Regions from separate parts of the Homo sapiens genome. Here region 2 is linked to region 1. The links are chromatin loops, found by intact Hi-C in ENCODE. Cell type or tissue: MCF 10A. All regions are shown on one strand. Each heading gives the region's core, and the rest is flanking DNA. Links, peaks and the distances in the headings are about the cores only.

What was found. A loop is a pair of places that touch in the nucleus more often than their neighbours do. Peaks named below come from ENCODE experiments on the same cell type or tissue, not always from the same donor. Only the 100,000 strongest peaks of a DNase experiment are listed, where the experiment ranks them.
Region 2: it touches region 1 in a loop (14-fold over the local background); 3 of 110 quality-filtered maps call a loop at or near these places.

Annotation. Positions count from the first base shown.
Region 1 is chr2:3,644,102-3,659,744 of GRCh38, reverse strand. COLEC11 (collectin subfamily member 11) reads right to left here. Exons shown (of 7, transcript NM_024027.5): 7 at 15,101-15,643. The coding sequence ends at 15,627. It overlaps ALLC (allantoicase), which reads right to left and starts at 1,545. Exons shown (of 12, transcript NM_018436.4): 1 at 1,451-1,545. RefSeq lists enhancers at 7,565-7,804, 7,056-7,804, 7,915-8,194. In MCF 10A, for the core only: a CTCF peak has its summit at 8,577 (motif pointing right); a DNase peak (open chromatin) is centred at 8,584.
Region 2 is chr2:1,847,728-1,863,370 of GRCh38, reverse strand. It overlaps MYT1L (myelin transcription factor 1 like), which reads left to right. Exons shown (of 25, transcript NM_001303052.2): 19 at 11,668-11,730. It overlaps LOC107985838 (a long non-coding RNA gene), which reads right to left. Exons shown (of 4, transcript XR_007086191.1): 4 at 11,707-11,773. Among named protein-coding and RNA genes, the nearest start is that of PXDN, 110 kb to the right of the region's middle. In MCF 10A, for the core only: a CTCF peak has its summit at 8,362; no DNase peak of the experiment used is centred there.

The sequences.
Region 1 (15,643 bases), core at 4,527-12,526:
GTTCTCAGCCCTGGTGGAGGTCACAGCTCCACGACTCTTGCGCCATGAGCTTGCTGAGCTCTCTGCTCACTGGTCCCTGCCGTTTCTGTTGATAAAATAGCCAAGGTCTAGGCAAGAAAGGAAGGAGCCACGCGACCTCGGCTGAGGCCACCAGCTCAGCAGCTCACAGTGCTCAGACAGCCTGTGGCAGCTGCTTCTAAGCTCATTGCTGCAACCCCTCCCACTGCCTGCTCAAGGGAGCTCTTAAATACATTTTCTGCTGTGGCTGAGACCAGACCCAGGGTCAGCTCTGATGTTTGAGGAACATGCTAAAGTTTTACCTGCAAATTTCAACTTAATCACCGCAAATGAGGAGCATTGTCATGGGTTACGGCAAGGCGATGAGGCAATGACTCTCTAAAATAGAGTCATGAAATTTCAGGCAGTCAAGTGGTGCTCACACTATTTTTTCTTTTGAGATTAGCCTTAAAATAAGAAAAGGCATGACCAGGCAAGTCTAGGAAGCACAAGAAAGAGAGACCTCCCTCTGACAAGCAGGGAAGGCTGTGCTGATGGAAGAGTTACTCCCTCGTAAAGAAGAAAACCTTCAGGGGCTTTGTCATCGCTGTCAATAAGTTCCGAAGAAGCCTTTGGCCAAAAGTATGAGATTTATGGTGAAATAATAAAAGTGGTTTGTTCAAATTTGGGACAAAATTAGAGTGACCTTGAGCAGGGACTCTGAGCAGCCCAAGGTCAACTGCACGAGACTCCTGACTACCGGCAACTCTTGGTATATATTTACATTTAGTTCTACTTTGTGACTCTTGTTTTGAATATAGGTTTACTTCACCATGGCCTTAGTTGTTTAGGTTTTTTTTTTTTTTTTTTTGAGACAGGGTCTCACTCTGTCATCCAGGCTGGAGTACAGTGGCATGATCTTGGCTCATTGCAACCTCCACCCCAATCCCATCCCGGGCTCAAGCAATTCTCCCATGTCAGCCTCCCAAGTAGCTGGGACCACAGGCACGCACCACCATGCCTGGCTATTTTTTTGATTTTTGGTAGAAATGGGGTCTTGCCATGTTGTTCAGGCTGGTCTCAAACTCCTCAACTCAAGCAATCCACCCACCTCGGCCTCCCAAAGTACAGGGATTACAGGCATGAGCCACCATGCCCAGCCTCTTTAGATTTTTTTTTAAGAAGGCCAAAGTCACATGATTTGAAACCAAACAGAGCAGTGACCAGAGCCCAGAAGCCTGACCCACCTGTGGGGCCCCTCCAGGTGTTTGGGCCACGCCCGGTACCAACACAGTTCAACGGCACAAAGTGGTGTCTGTCACCATCTACCCTCTGTCACCTTCCAAGTGTCGAGGGTTCGTTGCATGACTGAAATTCATCTCTGTCACCCTATTCTTTTGGCAAAGCCCACCTTAAAGATAGCAAGGTATTTATAAACCACACTCCAGCTCACCCAGCAGTCAGAAATCAAGTATTCATAAATGGATCTCTTGCTCCCCAGAAGCCAGCCAAGGTCCCACGGTGCTTGAGTGCCAGCTCAGAGAGAATGTATAGGGGCCTGAGGTAGAGACAGAACTTTGCAGAGATTGGCTGTGCCTGTATGATGTCACAAGGGTTGCAGAGAGGTGGAAGTAACAGGGGGAGCAGCCCCTCCCCGGAGAAGCCAAGCAGGCCTCTGCAAGACCCTCGCACAAGGCCCGAAGCCAGACATGGTCCCTGCTGGTCCCAGGGCCCTTCCCTGTCCCTAACAAAGCTGCCTCCGGCCACTGGCCTGGGCCTGAAACCCCCACCTTCCTGGTCCGGCCAGTAACCTGACTTAAAGTTTTATCTCTAGACGTCACCTATTCACTAATCATCATTAACTCAGAAAACACTGAGCACACCCAGCAGTGGGTCCTGACCTACTAGAGAAGACAGGGGCCCTTGGGAGGGTTTGGCTAGAGCCCCTCAGCCCCAGAAAAAGTAAATACACACAAAATTTTCATGGAATTTAAAGAAGCCCACAGATGCTTAAGAAAGGGCACCTTGCCAAGTGGATGCTAGGCCTGTGGCATACAAAACAACACGTGCCGCCTGCCTTCAAAGGCCCCACTGTCTGCAGAAGAACTTTCCATGCAGAAAGAAACAGCTGAGCCCGGCTTCGACATGCAGTAACAGACGTTGCCTTGCTTCACCACAGCCACCCTGCGGGGCAAGCTATCCACTCTGCAGATGAATCAGCTGGGGCCTTGAAGGCAGGAAAGCCACCCGAGGTCACCTGCGCAGGGAGGGACTGAGCTGGAACCAGAACCCAGCACAGCAGATGGCGCGCACAGGGGCCCTTGGGGCTCCAGAAAGACAACCTGCGTCCCAGGGAGATCCATCACCCACACGCTCCTTTTTCCTTCCTGGGTTTTCTTTCCCCAGGGCCTGACCGGCCTTCTCCTCCTGAACTCCAGCTTTCCCAGAGGAAAGCAAAGCCATTTGAAAGGCCGGCTCAAGGCCACCTCCAACTGAGAACCCCACCCCCAACCCCAGCCCGTCTCTCAGCCCCGCCACCCAGCCGTAGTTAGGATGCGTCCAGCGCCTGTTGTCTGATCTCAGCTCGCCCGGCCTTTGAGTCCATGTTTACACATCTGTCTGCCCATCCAGATGAAATTCTTTAAGAACGAAACCACATCCTATGCTGCCTTCCATAGCTGACTGTATTTTAATGAATTAATGCACGTGGCTTCGTCCCTGGCAGTTCTTGTCAGCCGTGACTTCCCCGCCACAGCAGTGCAGTGCCCCCGCTCGCCGCCTCGGATCAGTCACAAAGCTCACGGTGCGGAGAACAGAAGGGCCTATTTTTATCCTCGTGGTTTCGCTAAGCCTAGGCTGTGGCACCGATAAAGCCATGGAAGAAGGCACCCTGACCCCTGCCCTCCACACCCTGACCTCTGCCCTCCACACCCTGACCCCTGCCCTCCACACCCTGACCTCTGCCCTCCACACCGAGCTGGCTCCTACAATCTAATGTGCTTCCAAATCACCTACGAGCTGGTTAAAGTGCAGATTCTGACGCTGCAGATTTGAGATACGGCCTGAGGCTTGAGATTTCTCCAAGCTCCAGGGCGATGCTGGGGCTGCTGGGCCATGGCCAGAGGTTGAGCACAGGGCTCTGCCAGCTAGCTGCCCCATCCGACGTGGCAGCCACTAGCTATGCTAAATTCAATACTTCTCTAACGCTAAAATCAACTTAATTTAGTGAAGTTAAAAGTTTGGATGCTCTGTCTTATGAGGTAAGTTTCTAGTGCCCAACAGCCACATGCGGCAGAGGCGACAGGCTGGGCTGCACAGCTACAGAACTTTCCATCGTGGCACAGCAGACGTCCTGTGGACCCATCTGTGGGGCGGGAGGAGAACAAGAGCTGGCAGAGAGGTGGTCCCAGAGCAGTGGCCTGAGCCAGACGTGAGGCTGTTCTCGGAGCTCCGTAGGGGCTTCAACCCTCCTGCCTTGGTCCTGCCAAGACATGAGGATTCTCATGGAAAGGGCTGGAGCACCCTCAGAATAATGCCGCCATCCCCGGCCTCCCTGGGCTCCCAGGAGGCAAGGAGATCAGCCTGCGATGATGGAGGTGCTGGCTGCCTGGACGGGCTCCTCCCGACCCCTGCGCAGCCCCTGGCTGAAGTGGGTGTCCCGCTCACTAGGTGGGGACCTGATGTTGAGGAAATGTCCACTCTTCAGGCACAACAACCTCCCACCTCTTCCTCCCCCCGCCCCATTCCACTGGGAGCTCGCTGGCTCTGCTGACAGCAGGCTACCCACATCCCCCACCGGAGCGGGCAACAGGCTTTGCAGCGCTCCAGCAGAAGCACAGGGCAGCGCTTAGGGGCTCCAGCAGAAGCACAGGGGCAGAGCTCAGGGGCAATGCTCGAGGCTTGTCTTATGGCTCCAGCTGCAAGAGGCCAGTGGTTTCCTTAATGCTGTCCCTTTAATTAGGCAAATACTTAAAACTTGTCATTCTAAGGCTGGGCACAGTGGTCCATGCTTATAATCCCAGCACTTCGGGAGGCTGAGACGGGAGGATCCCTTGAGCCCAGGGGTTTGAGACCAACCTGGGCAACACAGTGAGACCCCATCTCTGAAAAACAAAAGTTTTTTAATTAGACAAGCATGATGACACACACCTGTATTCCCAGCTACTTGGGAGGCTGAGGTGGGAGGATCGCTTGAGCCCAGCAGTTCAAGGCTACAATGAGCTGTGATCGCACCACTGCTCTCCAGCCTGGGCAATAGAGTGAGACCCTATCTCAAAAAACAAACAAACAAACTAGTCATTCCTTTGACAGTCACATAAACTGTGCATGTTTTCCATGTTGCCCACCCTCATACAACACTCCTGGGACACATGTGCCAGCCTGGGTAGGGCAACTTCAAGGTGCTGGGCCCCCTCCACCTGCATCCACGCCCCATTCTTCTCCCCGAATGTGGGTGGAGCCCAGTGGCTCACTTCTGGTGAACAGGACACAGCAAAGGTGATGGGTGTCACTTTCCAGGTGAAGTTCCGGAAGCCTGTGACTTACGTCTTGACCCCTGCCCCTGCCTTTTCTCCTTTATTGCCCTGAAGGAGCAGCTGTCATGGTGCAACCTGCCCTGCAGAGAGGCCAGCAGCCAGCACGGAGCTGACCCCACCAGTGACCTGGGGAGTGCACGAGGAAGCAGTTCCTGTCCGCAGAGGGAGGAGAGTAGCCCACGGACACCTCGACTGCAGGCTGAGAGAGGGTCCAGGGAGCGGCTCAGGCACTGACCACAGACACAGGGAGGTCACGGATGCTGCTTTAAGCCTCTAATTCGTGCTAACTTGCTGTGCCGCATTACACAGCCAATGCAAAGCGCTTCTTTATCCATGGCAACCTTCGCCTGAAAACAGTCATGCGGTCCTCTTTCTGCGCCTTCCAGGCAGAGTTGCAAATGCCCTGTCTGTGACACGACCCCAGGGAAATGGGGCATGAAGTCCAGAACTGACTGAGAATACGTTTCTTCCACTCAGCTGAAGGGAAACACGCAGAAAAGACAGTCACGTTTCCTGCACACCTGAGGGTTCACTGAGAGTCACACGCACTGACTGTGTCATCCCAGAGCTTCTGGCAGTGTCTGGCTCGTGACAAGTGCTCAGGGAGTGTGTCTTGAGCTCTTCAGCTTCCATCAGATGATAACCTGAATGTGTGGGTCAGATGAACTAGCTTTCATCTAGAAAAAGCACAACCCTAAGGAGCAAGCTTGGGCAGCCTCCTAGACGGCCCCAGCAATCCTCACCTCCTGGCACTCATACGTTGGTAAATCCCTTCCATGCTGAGCAGGACCACCCAGTGCAACCAGCAGGGCCTTACAGAAATGGCAGAGCGTGGTTCCGAGGCTGCGCCATCAAAGCCACTGCAGCCGTTGCTTTTCCTCCCGTGTGGGGGATGCAGCCACAGTCGCAGTCCACCGCCTCTCCTCACGCTCACACCTCTTTACAATGTGACTTTGCAGGTTCTCCCATCAAGGGCTCTTGGATCACTCACATGGAGGGAAGCCAGCTGCCTTGTCATAGGGTCATGCAGCAGCCCTCTAGAGAGGCCCACATGGCAGGATCCAAGTCCTCCTGCCAACAGCCAGCAATAACTCGCAGGCATGTGAGCAAACCACCTTGGCAGCTGATCCTCTGGCCCAGTCAAGCCTTCAGATGAGACCGTGGCACCAGCAGATATCTTGAGTGCAATCTCTTGAGACTCCTTGAGACAGAACCACCCAGCAAAGCTGCTCCCAAGCTCCTGGGTCACAGGAACCATGCAAGCTAAGATCTATTAATCGTGGGATAATTCGTTACACAGCCATAGATGATAAACCCCAGCAGGGAAGCCTGATGGGGGATGAGGGATGAGAAAGGCTTAGAATAAGACTGAGGGCTGCAGCACAGGGGTAGCAGGAGCGGGAAAGATACACAGGACATGTTGGAATAGGCTTGGCCCTCACCAGAGTCTTCCCTCAGCTCTGCCACGCACCATCATGGCCCACGGGATGAGGGAAACGAGGTGAGCTTGAGGTCATCAAGGATGAGCAGAGCATCTCGGTGTGGTCTGGCAGCACCCTCGTGGTACCTGAGCCCAAGAGCAATGCCAGAAACTGTCTTCTCGACACCCACTGCTGCCACAATCCCCCAACAAACTGTGATGGAATTTTTTAGCAGAAGGACCTACCCCAGCTCACAGTGCCTGACACACCTTCAGGGAAAGCGGCAAGGGCTGGATCGTAGCTGGCAGGACGCAGGTCCACTTGGGCCACCAGGCCTTCAGTTCAACACATGCCCAGTCCTTGCCGGTCACCTGGAGTGGCCTTCCCTCTCCTCTCCAAACCCTGCCACAATGGATGTCTGTCCTGATTCTGGCCACATCTGAACTTCCTTCACACAAGTGGCAAACTGCAAACGTGGCCACAGTCCCTCACACCCCTGTGCAATGGAACTCCACAGCTTCTCCCATCATGGGCAGAGTCTATTTCCTGACCCCTGGGCTCACCTCATGACCAACTTGGGGCACAGAAGGAGACAGAGTGATGCTCCAGCTCTGAGTGGAGGCTTCGGGGGGCCCCGTGTGCACCCACTCTTTTTGAAGCAGCGCCAAAATGCTGCTGCCACCCTGCAGACATGTTCAGGCCAGTTACTTGAAGTGAGAATCTGCAGGCTGCAGACAGGCCTCCCAGCTGATGCACTGGAGACCAGCCACCCCACCAGCTACCCAGAGACACCAGAGTGAGCCCAGCCAAGACCATAACAACTGCCCAGCTTAGCTCAGTCCAAATTGCTGACTACAGAGTTAAGATTAATGGTTAAATGGATGGTTATTATTTAAAATCACTAAGTTTTGGCCAGGCGTGGTGGCTCACGCCTGTAATCCTAGCGTTTTGGGATGCTGAGCCAGGCTGATTGCCTGAACTCAGGAGTTCAAGACCAGACTGCGCAACACGGTGAAACCCCATCTCTACTAAAACACAAAAAATTAGCCGGGCATGTGGCACACGCCTATAGTCCCAGCTACTTGGGAGTCTGAGGCAAGAGAATCCCTTGAACCGGGAGGCTGCAGTGAGCCGAGATCACGCCACTGCATTCCAGCCTGCTAAACGAGCGAGACTCCATTTCCAAAAAAAAAAAAAAAAAAAAAAAAAAATCACAAAGTTTTGGGGTGGTTTGTTACACAACAAAAGCTAACTGATATACGCTGTTTGGGATATCTCCATCCTTAGGAAACACATTTTCTTCCCACCATAGAAATGGAAAAATATGTGCTTCCCAGCCTCCTTTGTATCTAAGGCATGGACGCCTACAAAGCTTCCATGTAGAATTGTGCGGATTGTAGCTCTATGAATAGTGGCTCTGGATTTGTGCAGTGCACAACCTGTGCAGGCCCACAAAATGGCCCCGAGCTCTAGGTACCAGACAGACCGGCCCCCAGGCTCTGCACAGGAAGCTAGTGAAATGCAAACACAGCAGCACAGCCGCTTCCATAGCAACAGCGGGCAGCCTAGCAACCACCCGCACCTGCTGCTGGCAGCCGAGGGGCCCTTGCAGGTCGTGGTGGGCGGCACAATCCATGGGCTTTGTTCCCTTCCACACGCACCGAGGCGGGGCTCCGGGCCTCCCAGAATTCCTGCGAGCTCCCAAAACGCTTTCAACAAATTCCCTTTGTGCTTAAATTAGCCCGACTGCGATTTTCCTGCTTGCAACTAAGAAACGTGTGGTTCTTGGTTCCGAACTGCTGAGCTGAGCCGGGTTGCGTCTGGTGACCTCAGCCCTCACCGGCCACAGACCCTGATGGGCCCACAGGGGAAGCGAAGGGCACGGTTTCCATGCAGTGACCTTGAGTTGCCTTCTACGGCGTGGGCAGAGCGCGAGAGCAGTTTCAGGCCTAAGGGAGGAGCATCCGGATGAATAGCTGCCCGCGAATAAGGACGATTGAGAGCCACGCGACATCTGTCAGGGATCTCGTCCTGCCCCTGAAGAAACGCCGGGCATGTTTCCCGCCTCCCCGGCCGATGGAGCTCCGCATGGGGTTGGCCCAGCCTCCATCCAGAGTTCGTCTTTGCCATCAACGGCCAAAGTGACCTTTCTTTCTCCTGACTGCTCTTTCGGTCGTCAGGTCTACGTGGCTGCTGTCACCGCAGGGACACAACGTGGGTGCCACTGAGGATGAGAACTCACGCGGAGCGAGGCCGGGTGCTTTCTGAAGAGTCTGACACCTCGGCCTCTGCCTCCTGCTCCCGCCTGCTCTTTGTCCTTTCTACGCCTTTAACTCGTCTCCCTTCCTAACACACACACACACACACACACACACACACACACACACACACACACACACACACACACACACACACACACACACACACACACACACACACACACACACACACACACACACACACACACACACCCCCCCCACCCACCCACCCACCCAAAAAGAATTCCCGCAAGCATCGGCGGCCTGAGCGCCCTCCGTGGCTCTGCAAACCTCCCCGCGCCTGTGTGGGCGCCGCCGTCCTCGTCCTCTTTTCCCACTAGATGGCAGTATGGAGCCACGGATCCGCCGCCACCGCCGGGCAGCCCCAGGCTGTGTGTCTGCGCTCATCCATCTCAGCCCACGCTTCAGAGGGCTCTGAGAAATACACGCGTGCCAGCTCTCCGGTCATGCCTCAATGCAGCACCTAATAAATCCCGGCTCTCTCCTTAACCAAACCGTTTCCCTCCTACTTTGCAGATCAGATTCTGCAGTCTACACAATAGGTCTCCTCCTCGGAAGTTATGGGAATAAAATCAGGGTAATGGTTCTGACTTCAGGCCCAGTGTTTATAGCCCCTCACGTTTGCTTTAAAGCAAGCATAATCCTACACTGCTGAATTAACCAGGTACAAAGAAAGGCCCCGTGCGCCTTCACTGTGCCTGCTATTAACACAGACTCCCCTCCATGAAGCCTGGTGGAGGGTCTGCAGGGTGGGGACTGCGTGACAGTGGGTACCCACATGGGAGGGGTAGTGTGGAGGCAGAGGTGTTTGTACCCAAGCTCCTCGCCTGTATGGGAGTAAACTGAGCCCCAGACAAGTGCGAGACGCCCCAGGAGCAGAGCATCTGGAAGGGAGGTGCACGCACTGCTGACCCCCACAGAACTATGGGGCAGGTGGCTGCCAGGGCCCACATGTTCACCGGGCCGAGGGGCTTCAAGGTGCTGCTGGGGCTGGAGCTGCAGCTGCCCGCTTGCCCAGGCCTCACCAGGCTTCCACCTGACAGTCACCGTGGTGCGCTGTTTCTCTCACTCAGTAGCCAGCAAACAGCGCTCAGCATCAGTCCTGGCAAGGCAGGCTGCCTGGGTCAACTCAGGGGCCATCAGCCCGGTGGCCGGCCACAGACAGGGAATCCTGGCTGCCCCGAGAGCCCTGTGGATGCCACTCCGGCCCCCAGGAGGAGCAGTGGGAGCTCCTGCAGGAACCTGGAACAGGGCTTTGCTATCTAATTCCCTAAACCCCAGAACCCAGAGAGTGTTCCCTCCTCCAGGAGGTGTCCCGGCTTCCTCTGCCCTCTCAGCCAGCGCTGCCCTCTTCCCTTCCAATTGAGGGCACTGTGCAGCCAGTGCCGAACGGCTCTTGTTTTCTGCAAGAATCAGACATAAGAGGGGAGAAAGGGGTGAAGACCCACAGATGACGGCTCCGTGCCTTCCAGGGCACTAATGCATCACGTCCAGTTCCTCACAGAACAAATTTGGAAAACGTCTTAGACGCTGCTGAACAGCTGTAGCTGGGGAAGCTACGGGCAGCAAGTCCTCGAATTGTTTCATCCAACCTTGCTTCGTTGTAACACTGATGAGGAAAAACACTGAATCCCAGCTGGGGCCGCTGTCTGTGGCGTCTGTTTGTTCTCCCCATGTCTGCGTGGGTTGTCTCTGGGCACTCTGGTTTCCTCCCGCGTCCACACGTGTGCACGTGAGTCCCTGGTGTGTCTGCCCGGTCCCTGTGTGAGTGCGGGTGTGTTGCCCTGCGATGGGACAGCGTCCTCTCCAGGGCTGGAGCCCACCCTGCACCCTGAGCTGCCAGGTCAGGCGTGGGCCACCCGCACCCCTGAACCAGAATCACTGGGTAACATGGATCTTATTTCTATTAATCTTTCTTAAATGTATGTGTAAACCACATTTACTTCAGTATTTAATATTAGAAGTGTTTGGGGGCCGGGCGCGGTGGCTCACGCCTGTAATCCCAGCACTTTGGGAGGCCGAGGCGGGTGGATCACGAGGTCAGGAGATCGAGACCATCCTGGCTAACACGGTGAAACCCCGTCTCTACTAAAAATACAAAAAATTAGCCGGACGTGGTGGCGGGCGCCTGTAGACCCAGCTGCTCAGGAGGCTGAGGCAGGAGAATGGCGTGAACCCAGGAGGTGGAGTTTGCAGTGAGCCGAGATCGCACCACTGCACTCCAGCCTGGGCAATAGAGCGAGACTCCGTCTCAAAAAAAAAAAAAAAAGAAGTGTTTGGGGTCTTTTTTCGAAGTCTGGTGATGACCCTGTGACCAGAATGACACCCTAGGCACTTCAGTCTTGCTCATTAACGCGCCCATTGTGGAACTGGTTTCATTAACTGCCATTTCACCCAAGCCTGCCATTTCCAAGAACCTATGACGTGTGTTGCCGTTTCTATGAACCCGTCTACGGCGTGCATGAGAACGTACTGTCCTGGGCTATGTTCACCACTGCCTGGCACCCAGGCTTCTCTACGGGGCCAGGTACTCAGTACTCAACACCCAGTACTCTGCCACGCCGACCGCCCTACACACATCGTGTCATGTAATCCTCACAAGGCCCCAGTGGGAGGCATGAAAATCATTCACTCCACCAATGAGGAAACTGAGGCTTAGGATGTTTCTGTAACTTCATGAAGATCACACTGTCACTTGAAGTCGTGTCCCAGCCTGGGACACAGCGGGTCGTGTGATGCGCTGGTGGAAGAGGCGGCCGTCTGCCCACATGGATTTGCAGGAGGACAGGGGTTGGTGTTGGAGCAGAGAATGGGGGGCAGTGGACAGCCTACAGCCCCGTGGACACTTGGACAAAGATGCTGTGGGCAGCCCTAGGGGAATGGAGGCCCAGCTGGCAGGCCTTCCCTGTGGCCAGGAGTCCGCACATGGAAGCAGAGTCTCCACCCACTCTGTGGGCAGCACCCCAGACCCTGCAGGATCCCCGAGGCCAGCAGCACCTCCAGGACTGGTGGACCTGGGGCAGCCAGGGAGGCTTTGTGGGCAGTGGATGCCGCCGTGCAGGTGAGGAAGAGCCAGCCAGCCTCACATGCACAGAGCTGACACCCTATGTGTGCACGAGAGCTTTGCCAGTGTCAGGAGCGTCTTGGCTCCCCCAGCCTGGGCAGAGCAGCCTCGAGCATGTGAAAGCCTCATCAAAGACAGATGGGAAGACATGCTTTCCTGTGTGACTGGGAGACGTGTCAGGGAGAAGCCACTCCACATAATGAATAAGACTCATCCATTAAAATAATTACCTCTGCTCCTTAATGGGGGGAGAAATGGAAAAGAGGACAAACCTCTCTAGGCCAAAGAGCTCTCCTGCTCCCATCCTGAGGGCCCAGACTCATCACTAGCACAGGAGTGGGAGAGGCTGCCAGGGCTGCCGGGCTCCCTGGCGCTGCTGTCCCCAGGACACCCACTGCCCATTGCCCCACACCTGCCCACTGCACCATCATCAGCAGAGCCTGGTCTCTCCTCTCCTGCCTGTAACTCACAGGCCCAGACTTGGCATTGGATTGGTTATCAAATTTGTAAGTGCAGCCATTCAACCTCCAGGTCTGTTTCTCCCCTACAGATAGGGTCTCACCGGCGCACATCAAGGTGCAGTCAAGGAGCCTGACCGCAGCTGGGTTGCGAGAGTGAAGGCTGAGACAACGCTAGTGTCCATCAGGAGAGGATGCGTTAGTGATCACCAGGGAGTGAAGGCTGAGACAACGCTAGTGTCCATCAGGAGAGGATGTGTGAGTTACCCCCAGGGGCATCAGGAGAGGATGTGTGAGCAACCCCCAGGGGCATCAGGAGAGGACGGGTGAGCGACCCCCAGGGGCATCAGGAGAGGACGGGTGAGCGACCCCCAGGGGCATCAGGAGAGGACGGGTGAGCGACCCCCAGGGGCATCAGGAGAAGATGGGTGAGCGACCCCCAGGGGCATCAGGAGAAGATGGGTGAGCGACCCCCAGCGGCATCGGGAGAGGATGGGTGAGTAACCCCCAGCGGCCACACTCTGGAATACTCTGCGGCAGGATGGGAGAAGCAGGCAGGCCCCATGGGCAGCATGGGAATTGCCCCAAGACAGGTTGCTGATGAAGAAGGTGAGAAAGAATGCCCACCCCCGAGGCATTCTCCAGATACGTTTTAATCGTGTGTGTATGTGTGTGTGTGTGAGTGTGTGCATGCTCTTGAAAAAGGCCTAGAAAGACTGACCCTCAACTAGAGCAAAGTTGACTGAAGTAAAGGAGGATTTTTGCTTCTTAGACGTATGTGTGTGTCGCGTTGAACATATTACCAATTACATTCACATGGTCCCTGTGTCATCACACGCGCAACCCCTGCAGCCTGTCTGGGGCCCTATATTTCAAGGCCACCTCAGCGAACCAGAGAGTTCAGAGGCAATGGGGGGATGAGGGGTGCGGGGGCTGAGGGAGTGGCTCTGCGTCCTCACGGGGATGATGGACAGCAGGGCACAGCCTGTGAGACCAGAAGTGGGGACCACTGAGGACTTGCCCATTCAGTGAGATGACCTGCTCAGTGACAACCCTCCCCACACACAGCCTGGCCCCCCAACACACAAACACAGCAGCATCCCCCAATTCTTCAGCTATACTCCAGGCATTGTTGGAACTGCCACACAGAAAACCATGGGTCTGACAGAGTCAGAAACGGAGAAATATTCAAACTGACTGCTTAGTAAATGAATGCATGGGTGAGCAGATAGAGGGGTGAGTTAATGGCTGCAGTAGCTTGTAAGCACCAGAAGGATATACGCACCAGTAGGAAGACTCCATCTCTCATACACAGAGTCTGCGCCAATGAAGCAAAAGCCTGGTCGCTCTGACGGGCTCCCTTCCAGCAGGCGAGGCAGCGGCACCTGCTTCTCCAGCTGTACATCATTCCCTGGAACCTGCTCCATGAAGACAAGGTGCTCCTCTTCCCATCCAAACAAACCAGGGACCACTCAGGTCCGGAATAAACTTGTTTGCTATGTCCTTCCAATGAGATGAGAATTAAATTCAAGGAGATATCAAGAAATTCCTGTCAAGAACTGTGAAAGGCCTGAGATTTTACCCTACTTACAGTCCCAGGTTCATGGGTGCTGGCTGAAGACATGAGACTTCTGGGTCAGAGATAAAGGACTTTGTTACTTACAGCAACAGCCATAGCTGGGGTATTGGCATTTCTGCACCAGTATCCTGGGCTCCACTCCCTTCAGGGGTTCAGGAAGAAGGCAGACAGCACCCGCACATGCAGTGGGTCCGTTACAGGGAGGACCCTTGAGCCTAGGGAACCCGGTTCTTCTCTAGCAGGTAGTACACATGCCTGCACTCTTTCCTGGAGGGAGACATCATCTTTATTATGCTGGACAGTAACCATGCCTGCCTGTTGCCACAGAACGAGACACTCTATTTTCCAAGGCTGCGGGCAAACCTGCCCTTTTCTCCGGTGGGGAGACAGGGAAGGGAGACACTATCTTTATCTTCCAAGGCATTTCACTGTACAAACACCCAGAATAGATAACTTAGAACAAAGGGCCGTCGGGGCCTCCCTCACAGGATGTGCACAAATACACCCACCCCTGGGAGCCAGCTCCACAGCTCCCTCTCGCCCCACAACACCAGCTGGGAGGGAATGTACATGTACGTGTGTTCTATTTTAAAAATGAAGATACTTGTTATTTTTATTGGGATTCTGAAATACAAAAAAAAAAAAACCATGAGGTACTGTGGCAGGCAGCTTCTGAACTGACCCCCAGTGGTCCCCACCCCCTGGTATTCACCCCCATGTATGGGCTGCACCCGGTGCCTCGCCTCAAGCTGGTAGAGCACCACAGAGGGAAGGCACGTGCTGTGGTTTGCTGTTGGGCCTCTCCAGATCTCATGTTGAAATGTGACCCTCATGGTGGAGGTGGGGCCAAATAGGTGTTTGGGTCGGGAGCGGAACCCTCATGAGTATCTTGGGTGCTGTCCTCAGTCCTTACCCTAGTGAGCAAGTTCTCACTCTGCTAGTTCCCTAAGCTGATTGATTATGCAGAACAGCCCGGCACCTCCCTCTCTTTCTTCGTGGCTTCCCTCTCCCCATGTGATCTCTGTGAGTGCCGGCTCTCCCTCCCCCTCCACTTGAGAGTGGACGCAGCCTGAGGCCTCACCAGGAGCAGATGCTGGCACCACGCTTCTGGTGCTGCCTGCAGAACCGTGAGCCAAATAAACCTCTTTGTTGATCTGTTGCCCAGCCTCGGGTTTTCCTTTGTGGCAACGCAAATGGATGCAGACAGCAGGATATGTCCAGGTGAGCTTAGGAAAGGCTGCGGCTTCTCTCTTCGGCTCTTCTCCTGGGCTGCTCTGAGGAAGGTGCTGTCATGTTGTGGGCAGCCCAGGGGAAGGGCCCCTGTGACAGGGAACTGCGGGAGCCTGTGACCCACAGCTGGTGGGAAACTGAGGCCCTCCATCCAACAACCCAGGAGGACCTGAGCTCTGCACAAACCACACGAGGAGTGACCTTGGTTCCAGCTTGGGAGAGGCCCTGAAGTAGAAGACTGAGCTAAGCCCTGTGCCGATTCCTGATCTGGGAGGTAATCAATCTTTCTTAGGCCACTGAGTTTTGGGGTAATTTGTTAGGCAGCAATAAATAACTCATACAAGCCGGGTGTGGTGGCTCCTGCCTGCAGTCCCAGCTATTCAGGAGAGGTGGGAGGATCGCTTGAGCCCAGGAGTTCAAGGCCAGCCTGGGCCACATAGCAAGACCTCACCTCTACAAAAGTTAATTAAAATAAAAGATAACTAATACAGCTATTGAAAAAATTAAGAGAACAAAATGACTCCACACATTTAGTAGTAAAGTTTGGAGAATTTTGTTGTTGTTTTCCTGAAATCTGGGTTTGAAGCAAAGCAAAATTGTTTTTACATGGATAATAGTGTGAAGGAACCTATATTGTAATGTAATTTACAGAAGTGTTGGTCAAAGTGAGTTCTTTTCCATATAGAAATTAAAAGGTAGTAATTCAAGACCCCATTGCCACTATTTGGACTTAACTACTGCACTACTTAAAGATTTTATTGTATAGCTTGGACAAAGGCACAAGCTTTATGGAAGAGCAATTCTGGGTAATAATTACATAATGACATTGGGGCTACAATACAGGTAATGAAACTCTGCTTCTTCAGAGACAGCACCCCAGGAACACTTTCATTTTCCTCTTAAGCATAGGCCATTTTCTCAGTTTAGACAACAGCCCTCTACTCAGTGAGCCTCCACCCTTCACAGAGGGACAGCTCCCTGGCTGGCACCATGGTCTGGGCTCTGTCCCTGCCAACCCTGCAGGGACATGTGGGGCCCCCAATGGGCAGCCCCAGCCTGAGGCTCACATGTTCTCCTTGT
Region 2 (15,643 bases), core at 3,501-11,500, 1.8 Mb after region 1:
TTTCCCTAACTTACTCTTGAAACAGATTCCAGATGGGAAAGGGCCTGTGCTTCTCCTGCAGGTGGCCAGCGTGGACTAAGCCTGCTGGCAGCACCTTGGCTTATAGTCCCAAAGGCCACAGGATCCGTGAAAACAGCACACTCCACACTCAGTTCTCCTGAGTTAGGGATCTTTGGTTAAGGCACCCAATAGAAAGTCGAGAGCCTCAAGGAAGCAGGCCCTGTTTTTCTCTCCAAGAGTTCAGAGCAGGGATTGAGCCCCAAAGCTACCACCATCTCCATGGGGTGCCCAGCATCTCACATCTGGACACGCTACCATTCCCAGTGTCCATCTGGGCCAGCCCTGTATCCCTGGCCTCCTGGATCATTCCAGCGTTGTGAGCCTCCTGTTGGACACCAGAGTCTCCAGGATCTGTGGTGTATTTGTAATGCACCTGCAGCAGCTCCTCCTCTCCTCTCCTCCTCCTTTCTCCTTCTTCTCCCATCTTCCCTACTCACCTCTCTCCTTCTTGATTTTCCCTCTCCCCTGTCCACTCAGCCAATTCTCGTCTTTCCCCAGGGAACACACGTCACTGATTCCAGAGCCAGAATATGAGACGGCCACATCCCTGCAGCGTTTGCAGCAGGTGCTCCAACCTCTCTCTCTGCCCTCTTTGGCCCTCTTTGTAACCAGAGGGAAGACATGAGAAGCAGAGGACAGTGTAATTTTTAGCAACTGCTATGGATGGCTACTTCCTGACACAGAAGTCTAGATACATTTTATTTTCTTTCCTAGAATCTTCTTCAATCTTCTCAATTTTATATGACCTGGAAAGTCCATGTGAACTGATCAATAAAAAGCACAAAGAGGAACGAATGAGCCCTTGAGCTTTAAAAACAAATGAACTCACCCCATAGATCACATTATAGATTCTAGATTTAGGGGTGGGCATTATTGATAACAAGGGAACCGGCAAGAAGAGTTTAGTGCAGTCAAAACGCACCAGAAGGTAAGAGATGGTTCCTGTAATCTCAGCTTTGTTGCTCCTTTTTGACCTTAAAGGTACTTAACTCTTTACATCTGTTTCCTTGCCTGCAAAATAAAGATTTTTTGATTTTTTTTTAAAAACCTCTTGAAAAATTAAGTCTGTGAAATAATTTGTAAATTTGACAAATGAAACAAGGTTTGAAATCAGGGAAAAGGCAGATTCCGTGGTAGAAAGGAAGAATATGTTCCATTTTTAATAAAATAAGAGGCTGAAAGAGGAGAAAATAAACCCCAAAAAAGTTTTAAAATCATACTTATAAACAAGAGGATAGGGGCACGAGGCAGAATTTGGGAGGAAGAAAGAGAAAACATCAGGTAACCCCCGAGTGTGAAAAATCTCAGCGAATTCCAGGATTACACAGGCTGCAGGCAGATCCAGGATTACACAGGCTGCAGGCAGATCCAGGATTACACAGGCTGCAGGAGGATCCAGGATTACACAGGCTGTAGGAGGATCCAGGATTACACAGGCTGCAGGCAGATCTAGGATTACACAGGCTGCAGGCGGATCCAGGATTACACAGGCTGCAGGCAGATCTAGGATTACACAGTCTGCAGGCAGATCCAGGATTACACAGGCTGGAGGAGTATCCAGGATTACACAGGCTGCACACAGATCCAGGATTACATAGGCTGCAGGCAGATCCAGGATTACACAGGCCGTAGGAGGATCCACGATTACACAGGCTGTAGGAAGATCCAGGATTACACAGGCTGCAGGCAGATCTAGGATTACACAGGCTGCAGGCAGAGCACAGCGTCTTTAACACCCCCCCAAACCCCGATTAGAATACAAATCTTTTCCCTATGAGAGAAGTTAAGGGCTACAAAAAAAAAAAAAGATTCACAAACCAGGCAAACAAGAAAAAATAGCACAAAAATAACACGAATGTAAAGGATGAGGATCAACATTTCTGCTGAAGAGGAAAAACATGTACATCCCCTCCTGTCTAGGTGGCTCTAGAAATCCTTCCTTTCTCCTGTCCTGGAAGACCTGCCTTTCCTAAGGCAAGCTGAAGTCTACCAGCTTTTGGAAACTGATCTGCTTTTGAATTCTCTGAACCTCCCTTATGTAACTGAAAAGGAGTCTAAACCCTCCCGGAGGGAGATAGGAAGTGGCCGTCCCCATGCCCCAGTTCAGCAGTGGAAGAAGTCGCTGCCCTCAGGACCCCTCCAGGCACACACAGGAGTCTGTGTCTGACCCCACAGAATGGCTCTTTCAGTTCCTCAGGGCCTCGGGGTCCTCAGATTTAAAAAACAATATCTGAGCTGTGTTGAGTTTTTGGCCATTGTCGCCGCTTCCCTCTGTGCCCTCTGGGGCTAGGAGTGAGTGTGTGTGCACAAGTGTGTGTGTGTGTGAGGTGAGCAGTGGTGGTGCTGGCCATGAGCGTGGTCGCCGTGGTGGTGCTGGATCCTCCGTCTTAGTCTCACAGGCAATCCAGTGGGTTCTTGGTGTTGGAAAATTGGTGCTGTCGAGGCAGTAGCCCTTGCAAAGAACCGCTCCCAGCCCCCACCATTAACCCTCCAGGATGAATGACTCCTCATCCCACAGCGGGTTCCTTACCCTAAGGGACAAACAGTCCTTGCCTCTGAGAGTGATAAGGACAAAGGACTGTTTGTGAAAGCATCTCCAGACCATCTAATAATGGCCGTGTTGAGAGTAAGGTAGAGATGCTCAGTCTTACACATCTCATCCCGGATCCCACCGCCCGAAAGGAATTCCCTGCAACAAGCTGCATAAAATGTATTTTAAAACATGTTTTTACTACATGTAAATGGCATTAGCTGCCTTAGGGCTCCGTGTAATCAACTCAAGGTGAGTACCTCTCTTGCGACCCCAGGCCCCAGCATCCCAGCCCTGAGTGAGGTCCCTTTGCATGTGGAATTGGGGGCCCCACCTGCATCCCGAGCGTGTGGTTTGAATGCGTCAGGCCCTGGATGAAACTCACTCTTCCACGCGAGGGCGAGAGGCTGGGGTGGCGTTTCTGTTGCCTTGCGTCAGCTGCACCAGTCACCTTTTGTATTTTTTTTTTGCATGGGTCCTCCGAGTCCAACCCCAATACTGGCTCCGGCGGCCCCAGCCTCTTGCTTAGCCGCTCCACTGCTGCTGGACGTGCATGTGCTCTGGCAGCAGTTCCCATGGACACATCCCGTTAAGTGAATGGGACGTCAGGATGTGCTAGGTACGTTCTGCCGCACTGGACAGGAGCCTATTGCTGGATGTACTTGGGGCGCCTTTCGGCCCTGCAGCGGTTCGCAGTGTTGGCAACGAGGGCAGCATGATCAACACAGAGGGATAAGTGAAGAGTCCTAGGCTGCATGGTCGGGAAACAGACAAACTGCATGCAGCATGGACAGTGACGCTGCCGTGGCAGCCCCTGGGTGCTCCCCAAACAGCCAAACCGCAGCGAGAGAATCCCCAGAAAACAAGCCCAGGAGTGGAGACAGACCTGTCACCAGCGCGGCCCGGGTCCCCTTTCCCAGAGCCCCTCTCATCCGGCGCGCTGTCCCCAACGCTGGGGCAGCATGCGTGCGTCCTCCAGGGTATCAGGGCACCAGGGCCAGGGGGCAGGGCGGCTGGATGGGACGTGGTGCAGGTGAGAGGCTGACCCAGTGCTAATATAGGCACTGGAGCCGCAAGCCACGGTGTAAATCCCCTGGCCAATATTCCTGCTGTCAGCGGGTGATACCATCTGCATGTCATCCAGATAAACTTAGGTGTGTTCTGGTTACTACAGTTATTGGGCATCATACAACTAATAATGCTTCTTCACTCGCCCAGTTGCTATTTTGCCAGCCATAACTTCACAGTTCTTGCACACTCTCAGCCACAAGGCCCTACAACCAGAACTTTGGTGTTTCATTTGCATGATGACCCTTGCACGTTCTGAGCAACCTGGGGCCTAGCCCATTCCAAAATCTCATCTGCGTCATGAAAAAGAAATTTTTAAAAAATTATGATAAGGGTACTTTTAAAATTATTTCCCATGTATTTTTTGTTATTTTCTAGTGTAATTTAAAAAGAAAAGTGCTGGGAACCAAAAGAAAGAAAGGTGTTTTTTGTTTACAGGTTACATATATCAGAAAGCAAGCATTCCACCTAAATGCCACAAATATAGGCAAGTCTACTTCACACTTTGAAATGTGTAGGTTTTCCTAATACTGGAATATCCTAGACATCATTTTGTAAAAAACCCTCACCTGACTTTCAGGAAACCAAGCCGAATGGGAGACCCTCTAAGAATCTCAGGGACAAAGCCTCCCGGGAGACCCAGAGTGGCTGAAGCTTAGTGACAAGAGCACCCTCCCCCAGGCTGTCAGGGTGTGTGTGCAGCACTCTTGCAGTATCTGGTACTTCCAAGTAGCAGGCATGCCGCCGCACCCTTTCCTAATGAGAGGCTTTGGGAAAGGGAATTCGGAGAGGGCACCGGGCAGGGAGGCTGAGGTGCCTATGGGGGAGGCAGCAGAGACTCCACCCGGGAGAAGGTAGCAAAAGGTGGCTTGGAAAATATCAACGCCCCATGCGGGATCTTGCACTGCTGTATTAGCGTGGGAGAAAGTGCAAAATACGCATACTTCACATGGAATTCCAAAAGAAGACAAAATCACTGAATGTCTTACAAACTGCAGAGTGATTTACAAGAATTGCCTTTCCGTGAATTTTAGGAAATCTCTTTAAGAAATTGGCCAGAAGTGATACAGGATAGTTGTTTCCCAGCATCCCTGGGGGGTTGGTTCCAGGACCCCTGAGGATACCAAATCCAAGGGGGCTCCTGTCCCTGCTACCAGCTGCACACATCCTCTCATGCATTTTAACTTTCTCTGGATTACATACAATTCTTAATACAAAGTAAAGGCTATTGATGGAGTTGTTATAGCGTATTTTTAAAATTTGTATTATTTTTATTGTTTTTTATCATTTTTCTCTGAATATTTTTGATCTTTCATTGGTTGAATCTGAGGATGTGGAGCAGTCGGATGCAGAGGATCAGCTCTGAACTGCTTACTCCTAAGTAGCCTGGTCTCTTTCTGTTTGGAAAGAAAGTTGCAGCAGTGCAGACTAAAAATGGGTATCGAGCCTTTTTCTCCTATTTGAAATGTCTTTATTTTGCCTTTCTCTACATTTCTTTATTGTTTCCCATTTATATGACAACAAGAATCAAAATTAAAAAATATATTTAGGCTGTGTGTGGTGGCTTACGCCCATAATCCCAGCACTTTGGGAGGCCAAGGCGGGCAGATTACTTGAGGTCAGGAGTTTGAGACCAGCCTGGCCCACATGGCGAAACCCCTGTCTCTACAAAAATACAAAAGATTAGCTGGGTATGGTGGTGCATGCCCGTAATCCCAGCTGCTGGGAAGGCTGAGACAGGAGAATCACTTGAACCTGGGAGGAGGAGGTTGCAGTGAGCCGAGATTGCACCACTGTACTCCAGCCTGGGCAACAGAGTGAGACTCTGTCTCAAATTAAAAAAAAAAAAATAGTAATATGTATTTTAAAAAATTTTTTTTACCATGTCTCTGGTGCTTCGGAGCAATACATATTTTTAGAACCAGATCTGTTTAGGTGAAAAACAAGTTTTAAAATTGAAATTTCCATGTAAGTGGGGCAAAGGCTTATTCACGTGGCCAGAATCATTCTGATTTACAAATATGTTTTTCTCCTATAGGTAAGGCCTGATTATACATTTTTGTTATTTTGTTTTAATTCGGGGGATAAAGAAAAAAATCTATTTTTTCATATTTTGTGTTTTACTACTTAAGTCTCCATGATAGAGCTACCATGAAACAAAGGAATGAAAAAAGACACATGAAAGGGGCTTTCTGAGAAATTCTTAGAAGAACTCAAAGTCTCTCCATCTGACATTTGCATTATTACTCCAAATATTCAATGTTGTTCTGTACATTTTAGCTGCTGAGCTCAAAATCCGGGGAGCCTTTGAGGAATGACTCAATTAGATGAGGGCAGCCTCAGAGATCATTAATCCAGACAGAGCTGAAACATTCTGGGAGTCCTTTTAGCCTTCATTTAGAAGACTTTTAAAAAAAATAAATAAGTAGTTAACTCAATCAAGATGAGAGATTGTGCGTCTCTTCCAGGTAGTTCTCCCTTTAGACTGATTTGGAGATAGATGATGGTGGACCCACTGGGTCTTGGCCCGCAGTCATGCTCCTGTAAGATGCTGAGTCACGCTGGGAGGACTCCCAGGCCCTGATGACTGGCTGGGTCTTGCCTCGTGTTCATGCTCCTGTGAAACACTGAGTCAGGCTGGGAGGACTCCCAGGCCCTGCCTCCCAGGCCTGTGGCCTCTGAGCCTCCGCGTGCACTTGCTCTGCAGGTGATGGTGGGAGGTTGTCCTCACTGACTCTGGGTGTTCAACACGTGTGTCTAACAAAAGCATGTGGCAGCTTGTCCTGACCCCTGGACAATGAATGTCTGTGCTGTGGGCTCTTTCCTGGCCTCTGTCTCCAGGAGTCTCTGCCTTGTTTTCTAACAGCATTGATGTAAAGTGGGTTTAGGCAGTAAAATGTGCTGTACTGTGAGCATCCATTTAACTAGAGGCAGCCCTATCCTGAAGAGCATGTCGTGCTTTCAATGCCTTGCTTAGTAGAACTGCAAGCATTTATTTAATTTCCATACTATTTCCTTTTGAAAGAGAGAGGATGGGATGATAGACCCTAGAGGGAGCACTTTCAAGACATTCGTATGAATAACTGGCTACAATACAGCCTCAGTCGGTAGACACAGCTGTTTCATGTACACCACCCTGCTTCAGGTTATGGTTTTGTAAATGGGAGGGAATCCGCACAGCAATGGGTTTATGTCCTGGGAAGGACACATCAGAGGGCATCTGAAAAGCCAGTTGGTGAGCGTCCCAGCTGCGTGATGTGCACCAATGGAAAACAATATGATTTTTTTATGATGATGTATTCTAATGCCTAGATTTCGAGCTCTTCTTTTATGTTAGCCGACACATCTTATGACCTCCATGGACGTGTGGTCAATGCCGCTTCTTACACAGGCTCACAGAGATTGTTTCTTTGGTGGTGAATAGTAAAGACAAGGCCAGGAGCACAAAGGGGACAAGGGGTCAAGTCCAAGGGTTCCTCAGATGCCTCAGATCTGCAAAAGCAACAGGAACAGATGTTTCTACCTGACAAGGGCTCTTGCCTTAAAGTCAGAGTTCCAAATGCTTCTGAGCGTCCCTGTCTTTTACTTTTTGTTTTCTTGTTGTTGCTTGGGTGGTTTTGTTTTGTTTTGTTTTGTTTTTTTAGAATTCGCCTGAATTCTGCACGTTGGCTGTAATGTAAATACTGCTTAAAATATTTTATTATGATTTTTCCATCACCACTCGTAAATGTCTATACAAGACACATTTTTTCAACCAGATAGTAATATGTACAACCAAAAGTTATTTTCTCTTAATATGTACAACCAAAAGTTATTTTTTCTTCAATTCTTCTTCCTTTTTTTTTATTTTTTATTTCTCTTAAATTCTTAATCTCAGGCAAACCCATGACCAGAGATGAAGCAAGATCAGGACTATTTTTGTCTTGAAAATATCCGTGGGGCAGCTCGTGTGGGTTTCAAGATTATTTGTTCATCATCTTCTTTCTCCAGTTGTTTTTAGCAATAGTATCTTTGGAATAGAAAAGAAAATATATACATATGTATATATAACCAAGCGTTTTATTTAATGCAAGTTTACACCTTAACCATCTACAGGAACTTAAAATAGCCTTGCTGTTATTGTTCGTGGTAACTGTCAGGAAAGCAGGCGGGGCGCTAGGTGAGTGGTGCTCTTTCCAACCCCACTCTGCTCCCCAGCAGCCTGAGTGCTGCAGCGCTGAGAGCCGCAGCCTCCCTGAAAGGGAGCTGAGAGGCCGTTTCCATGGAAACCCAGTCAATCTCTTCTGCCATTTCCAAACCCAAGCTGTGCAGCACAGGCTGCCATCTGATTCTATCCACGGGGGATGCTGATTGTCCCACCTGGGCTTCCTTCGTGGAAAAGGCAATGCTCCTAGATGGGCAGATACAAATCGCGTGTTTGTAAATCGATTTCACGCCACGCCCGTGGTCGAGGATCCTGGAGCTGACTCCGTTTGAGAGGCGAAGATCCCTTTTGTTAGATGAACAGTCACTTCCCCATCCATCGACTTCAGAACATTGTATTTTTTTAATGTTGAGATTTCTTAAAGCTAGGAAATTTGTATGTAAATCTATGAGTTTTTAAAGAGCCTTAAATTCTTGAACAGTAACATAAAAATGGATACCAAGAGCGGTTGGAAGGAGGAACCCTTGAAAAGCCATTCTGGGCTGCCTTATGTGGTCTAGAAGCACCACCTAAAGACGGAAAAGCTGAATTACCACCCCCGAAAACCGGGGGCTGGTTATCTCAGGGAGACACAGCCAGTGTTTCCAGCATGTCTCTGCTCTGGGCGCTAGTGAGGACGTTGAGGGCAGCCTGAACTGTGGCGTTCACAGGAACCTATGCAGGCGGGTGGAGAGGCGTCTCAAGAGAAGGAGACGACGTCAGGCCCAGGAGGACTGTGAGCCTTCTCGGGCCAAACAGCTTCCCCACATTCATTCACGCGGCTAGCAAGTGGCACGCCTGGGATGAACGCCCCACCCGCCCAACTCGAAATCCTGGAAATGAGAACAATCCTTTTAAGAGAGAAAAGCCTCCTTCCAATGATTTTTTTCTTCCTCAGTACAGTGAAAGCTCTAAAAATGAGCTAAATCAATATAGTTTTGTTTGTTTTCATGATGAAAAAGGACATTTTAAAAACTTTTTTTACTGAAACCTAATTTGATTTTAAAATTAAGGGCATAGCACTCATCTAACCCCATTGGTGTAGACTTCAGCAGCACACTTGCTATTTTCCGTTAATCTCATAACACAGATACATTTGAGCTTGCAGTCTGCACCTGAGTAGTGCTTATTTAGCGGACTTGGGTAGAGCCCTCCATATGTATCATTAATCTCTTTACATAATCACATTTAATGATGGCCCAGTAATCTCAAAAAAAGCCCTACTTTAAAGACTAATCAATAAACAAAACAAAACTCACAGTGTTCCCCCGCCACCCTCCAAGTTAGCAGTTGTGAGTTGTATTTATACTGAGACCTAATGTTTTCAAAGTAGTTCAGGTTCTCCAACAGCCCCATCCCACCCGAGAAATGCAGCAAGAGTCATCAATTATTTTATTCTACCCTCCCAAATTTTATTAATCCAGTGTTCTTTGGATTTTTAAGATATAAATTGGGAAAGTGCTATTAATAAGCTTTTTAAAAAGGCATATTCTCCTATAACAAGAAGGACACATAAACCAAGCAATAAAAGTATTTGACAGGACATTAAGTTGCCACAGGTGCTGGTTAAAACACCTATTTTCTTATCAAACAATGGATTATACTTTCATAAATGACATTTAAACACATAAAAACTACCACAAAAACTTTTATAGGTAGTAAAAATATGATTTTCACTGAATTATTTGGCTATAATATCTCACTTTAAATTTGAGCAGAAGAGTCAACTTCCTTCTGCCCCAACAAAAAAGAACATCTCAAAAATGTTTAGCCATATTAAAATGAATAAATTTTAAATAAACATGCACTATGTACTTGAATTAGAAAGTTTAAGAATCTTTTTCTTTTCTTAAGCAAAAAGTAATACCAAGTATGTATTGGTGGCTGGTAGGAAAAATTTGTTTCTTGATACATTTTTAATACAGATACATGCACCACGATTAGCTTCTCTTGGATAGAATGATTTTTGTTGCTTTCAAATGTCTTCCTATGTAAGCATATGGGTTTGGAGTTTACCCACATAAGGTGTCATTTGAAAAACCAGCTAGTTAAGTTCAGTCATTTATTTTTTAGACAATAATTACTTAGCAACTGACTGAATAGTCTTACGATCAAACTTTAAGTATATGTGAACAGCTGTTACTTGAACAAAAATCAGGTCTAACAATTGGATTTGGAGTTGTTGCTCATGATATGCAGACGCTGTTTGAAATACCTCATCACTGTTCTGCCCCAAACTCCTCTTTTAAAATCCCCAGTTCCCCTTAGGCTGAAGAGCAGTGATGGGAGCACACAGAAGAACCCTTTACTGCTTCTTCACTCAGTGACCCTCTCATTCTCCCCGGGAGCAGGTCATAAATTAGACTTTTCCTCTAATATGATGTGGAAAACATCCACTTCTATACCCTGAGATCTAGAGTTCTGTTCCCTTTCTTAGGACTAAAGGAGAGTACTGAAAACCATTTACACATCCAAGTATCAAAATGTGACATTCATACACTTAAAATTCGGCCAATGTCATGTGTTCCCACTCTAATCCCTGCCATTCTCCTCTGATCTTGAGAAAGCCCACCTGTAAGCAAGCACTTTGCCGTCCTGGTCTCAGCCCCCAGTACCCTATCCATAGTGACTTTCTGAGTGGAAAGCAAATTGAAATCTCTAGGAGCAGTAGACATGTATTAAAATATTTTTAAATTGTGATTCTTGATCTTGACAAGAATTCGGGTACTCACTGAGGTGGGAAGGGGCATGGAGTATGCTTTGATGCTTCCTACTAGGTGTAATATTGCTCACTAAGTTGCTTTCTCCTTGTCATTTTTGGAGAATTACAAATGTAATGGAAATAAAGGGAATTTTTTCTTAATTTTTACATTCATGGTGGGCGCAAATGCAACTGAAATAGCTCAAAGTGAAAATGTGTTTGCGGTGTGATCTCATTATTCTTGAGACAGCATAGTTAAGAAGTTGATCTCATTATTCTTGAGACAGCATAGTTAAGAAGTTATATGGAGGGCAATATAATTATAAAGCTCTTTTTCTTAAAAAAAGTCTCTGATTAGAGAAATAGCAAGACCTTAATTAAGAAACGGGATGGGGTTGCCTCGGTAGGCTTCAGCAGATGAGTGTATGTCCCCATGAACTGTTCAGAGCCTCTCCACTGACTGACCTGGTGGATCTGAACTGATTTATGTTCTTCATGTCGCTCAAGAGTAACAACTATTTTAAGGTCTATCAAACCTGCCTGAGTGCACAGTGGTCATCGGAAAGACAGTCGGCCTGCATTCCCATGGTCCAGATGCGGGTCGATACCCTCACTGCTCCCTGGGACCACCCAGGCTGGCCGCAGCCCTGGCCAGTCTGTGGAAGGGGTGCCTTTGCAGTGCTGGGGTCTGAGTTCAGACTAAAACCATTCTCTCAGACCCCAGGGCATGTCTGTTCATGTGTGAGCCTTGCTTCCCACGTGGGCTGGTGCAGTAACAAGCCCTGTGGTTGCTGGCTCTGCTGAGCTTTAAGAATGAGGGGAGGAAAGGCGGGCTGTTAGGAGGGAATACAGGTTCTAGAATGAGCAGCCTAGGGACCAAAAGTGCGGCATCTGCTCCAGAGACTGTGGGGAGCGGAGCAGCCACGAAGCTCCCGGTGCTCTGGAAGGTGTGTGTGTGGTCATGGTGACTTCCAGCTCCATGAGGGAGCTTCCGGCTCCACTCAGCCTCTTTCAAGTAGGAAGTGAAGCAATAGAGTTAGTTTGCTTTTTGGATTAAAAAAAAGTTAATTGTTCAGGGAACTTTATTTCTTTCCATTTTAACACAATTTGCATTTTTTATTGTAGGTGCCCCACGCCTGGCTGTGATGGTTCTGGACATATCACCGGCAATTATGCTTCTCATCGGAGGTATGTAGAGATGCTACTCTTCTCTCCAAAATGCTCTTTCTCACTGAAATGGCAGGAATATCACTCACGTCAGGCTCCAAGCCTTGCGAAGTTTGACACCATGGGCAAAATTAAGGATCTAGAGACTCTTAGCGCCATAAAGCAGTGACGTCCTCATTGGAGCTTCTCTTAGAAAGCAAACCTTCCTTTTCCAGGGCCACTGGCTCCTCTCAGGACATCTCACATGCAGTGCAAGTGGCCCCACTGAGAAACATTCCACCTATCCAGCTGCACTTCTTTCTAAATTGGAAGAGTAAAGGCAAAAGAACAGTATCTACTATAAGATCCCTGAGAAAAGCCATCAAGAGACACACATTCTAATGCCACTGAGAGTTGGTCTCTTAAATATTAAGATTGGACCACAAAGCTGTACAGTTATTCTAAGCAGAATGTAACATTAAGAAGCACTTAATGTTACAAAGTCTAGGCACTGTCTCTCCCAAAAAGAAGGTACTGTCTAAAATATAATATAGAGATTTCATCATGTGAGATAACAAAAATTCTATACCACTTGACATTCAGTAACTACTGGATTAACATGGAATTTAGGACAGGCACTATTTAGCCGAGAATGGAAAGAAATTGTGGTACTATTCGAGAAAAAATTTACCACTTGTTAAAGATGGTACACCAGACTATTCAAGCGGGGTGGGCAGGGCAAGAGGTCCAGGCGCCATGCAATGAGCTCCTGTAGTCGGGGAGACTGGACTCAGCTCAAACCCTAATGAGGACAAGTGGGGATTTACAACCAAGGAGCAGATTGGGGTCAGTGGATGGAAAATTCCCCACGGGAAGCACCAAGGAGAAGGGATTTCTGGCCAGACGGACTTGATGGGATCATTGCTGTCATTGCTGATGGCCGGCCAGGGTGGTAGGATATCCAAATGCTCCGACACTGATGGTGGGGAATTGTTCTTAAACTGAGTTAGCAGGATTCTTGCTCAAACTGGATCCTACAAGCACAGAGAGGGAAGCCAAGGTCGGGTGCATTCTAGTAAAGGACCCAGAGGAGCTCAACTAAAGTTTTGGTCAAGAAGAAAACCTTTGTGAACATATCGTCCACACAAAGGCGAATCCACTACATGCTGTGAATGGTGAAGTCATGTTTAGATGTACCAACAGCCAATGCTGAGGTAAAGACAAGAATGTTTCTGAAATAAGACCGATTTAAAGTGAAGTCTCCCTGTATGGGAAACAGTGCTGCATCTATCAAATAAACGAAGTTGTAAGGTAGCTGCTCCCTTTCAGCTCTCTAAATTTTAGCTTATAAAGTACGCAGTCCAGACGCAGATGAGGCCTCCTGCTTTTAACATACTGCTTGCAATAAAAAAGAAAGAGAGAAAAGACAGGGAAGGAAGGAAGGAAGGAAGGAAGGAAGGAAGGAAGGAAGGAAGGAAGGAAGGAAGGAAGGAAGGAAGGGGGAGGGGGAGGGGAAGGGAAGGGAAGGGGAAGGAAAGGGAAGGAGGGAGGGGCAGGAGGGAAGGGAGCGAGGGAAGGGAAGGAGAGAGGGAGATAAAGGAAGCTAGGAGAGTTAAAGACACTGTCAGCAGTGGATAATGGCCCCCCCCTCACCACCCCGCCCCCTAGAGCACGGTTGTCTGTACAGAGTAGCTGAGTGAAACCTGCTATCTGTCCCTGAGTGACCAGATCCCAACAGTCAGAGTGGGGGACCCTCACCTGACTGGCTGGCGTTTTGGATTAGAAACAGAACTCACAGGATGATTGTTTTGTCATTAAAATCTCACTGAAGGTAACTCGCTCCTGTGCTCACATCCCAGCCATTTGAGAGCTATGTTTAAACAGCACGTGTCTATGAAAAGCACACATTGTGAATGCCACCAAAGAAAAATGAAGCATGCAACTTGTGGGAGGATTCTCCAGACTCCGTGCCAACGTTGCAAGCTCTTCACCCAGATTCCTCAGCCTCTGCAGTGCTGGCAAGTGGGGGCAGATGGCTGTTTGCCGTGGGGGCCGTCCTCCGCACCGTGGGACCTGTGCGGCACCCCTGGGCCTCACCCACCAGATGCCAGGAGCATCCACCCCTTCGTGACAACCAAAGATGCCTGCAGTCACTGCTGAGTGTCCCCTGGGGGGACCACTGCCACAGACCCAGGGCAGCAGAGGGCTTATGACATTGATGTGGCTTCACCAGGCAGCACAGAAACAGCCACCACATTTGGTAGAACACGAGTGAGTCGCGCCGTCCAACAAGATTGCCAGAATTAAATCACTGGTTTAGATTAAAAAAAAATTTGTAAAACTCCAATTAAATATACAAAGACAAGAACATTCCATGCTGGTGTTTATTTCATCTTAGAAAAGCGATGTCTTGGTCCTCTCACGTGGCCAGAGCTTCCGGCATGGCGTAATGTCAGCACCCCGTAAGGTGAACACTTCCTGGTCACTTTGTGTCCAAATGTCTGTTTTTCTGATTTTTTTTTTTTTTTGGTGGGAGTTGGCATCATGTAAATTTAGTCCTCATGTGGGTTAAACATTTTATTCATTTTACATATATCTTAGACTGTTAAGTCTTAATATAGCACAAACCCATGATTAAAATCTAAGCTCAAATTTAAGCTACCATCTATGCCTGGAGTAAATGATCCCAGGGTTAAGTCAATGGAGTTGGAAAGTAAGTGTGATTTGTGTTTGACAAATCTGAGACCTAGACAGAGCCCTCTCGGGGTTTTAGCGTACTGAAGGTGGAGCACCTTGTGACGTTACTTGTTCTAGTAACAGCTTCCCTAGTATAGACATCTAAGCGGGGCTGGGCACGTTGCTCAGCAGAAGTGTTGCCTCCACGTGACAGTCCTTACATAAAGCCCCCGCTAAAGGAAGATGGAGGCCCCAGCAAAACAAGTGCAGTTCTGTGTAAATGAGCTGCTGCAGACAGACAGAAGCCAACAAGCAAACAAGGAAACTCTTAAAGGTCTGTTGGCTCTTGGTGGCCAGAAATGCAAGTAGGAGGAACTTCTTTTCATGTTAATCTTCTATTGTCTGTTTCCCAGGAACAGGAAGATAATGTTACCTATAGGCAAACGCCACTTAGACGATGATTCACTGGCCTTCTTTTTCCCTCAGTTATGCCACAATTCAAGGTAGTTGTGTGGGTTCAAGGCATCCTCCTCCTGTACTGTGGGCTGTTGTGAGAGGGGAAGTCACCAAACAATGATCCTGAACCTGTTCAGAGCACAGATCCGCCTCGCGCACCTGTGGTGTCTGGAATTCTCCCTCCTGCTCCCAGGACAAACGCCTCGCGCTTCCGTGGTGTCTGGAATTCTTCCTCCTGCTCCCAGGACAAATGCCTCGCGCTTCCGTGGTGTCTGTAGAATTCTCCCTCCTGCTCCCAGGACAAAGGCACACACTCCAATTCTGTCTGCAGTTGCAGAGCATTCCCAGCTCCCATCTGAGAGAAAACTGAGGCCAAGCCCCAGCCTTCTCCTGGGCCCATTCTGGGAAACTGGGTGAGGAGCTGTCCTCCACCATCTCCACAGATGCGCTGAGAATTAGCGATTTCATTAACTTTTGAATTTGAGGAAACTGAGGGGCCAGGAGATTCAGTAGCAGAGCTGCAACTGGAGCCCATGTCGTCTGACTCCGAGTCCCACCTCCTGGCAGCCCCATGAGCCTAGGATGGCCCTGGAGGAAGTAGGTGTGCCTAAACCACCTAGAGAAGGTGGGGTTGTACCTGCCTCTTAGCGGTGGTGTTTTCTGGCCTCCACATAGCATCTAAAACGTCCCTAAGTCCATTTCAACAAATGTTTATTGGCTGTGATGTTCTATCAAACAATCCTCTATCCGCTGCTTTGCCGACTCTCCGTCCTCAGTGAACAGAGGCCCTGTTGACCAAATGCCTACAAAGGCTTCCATGTCA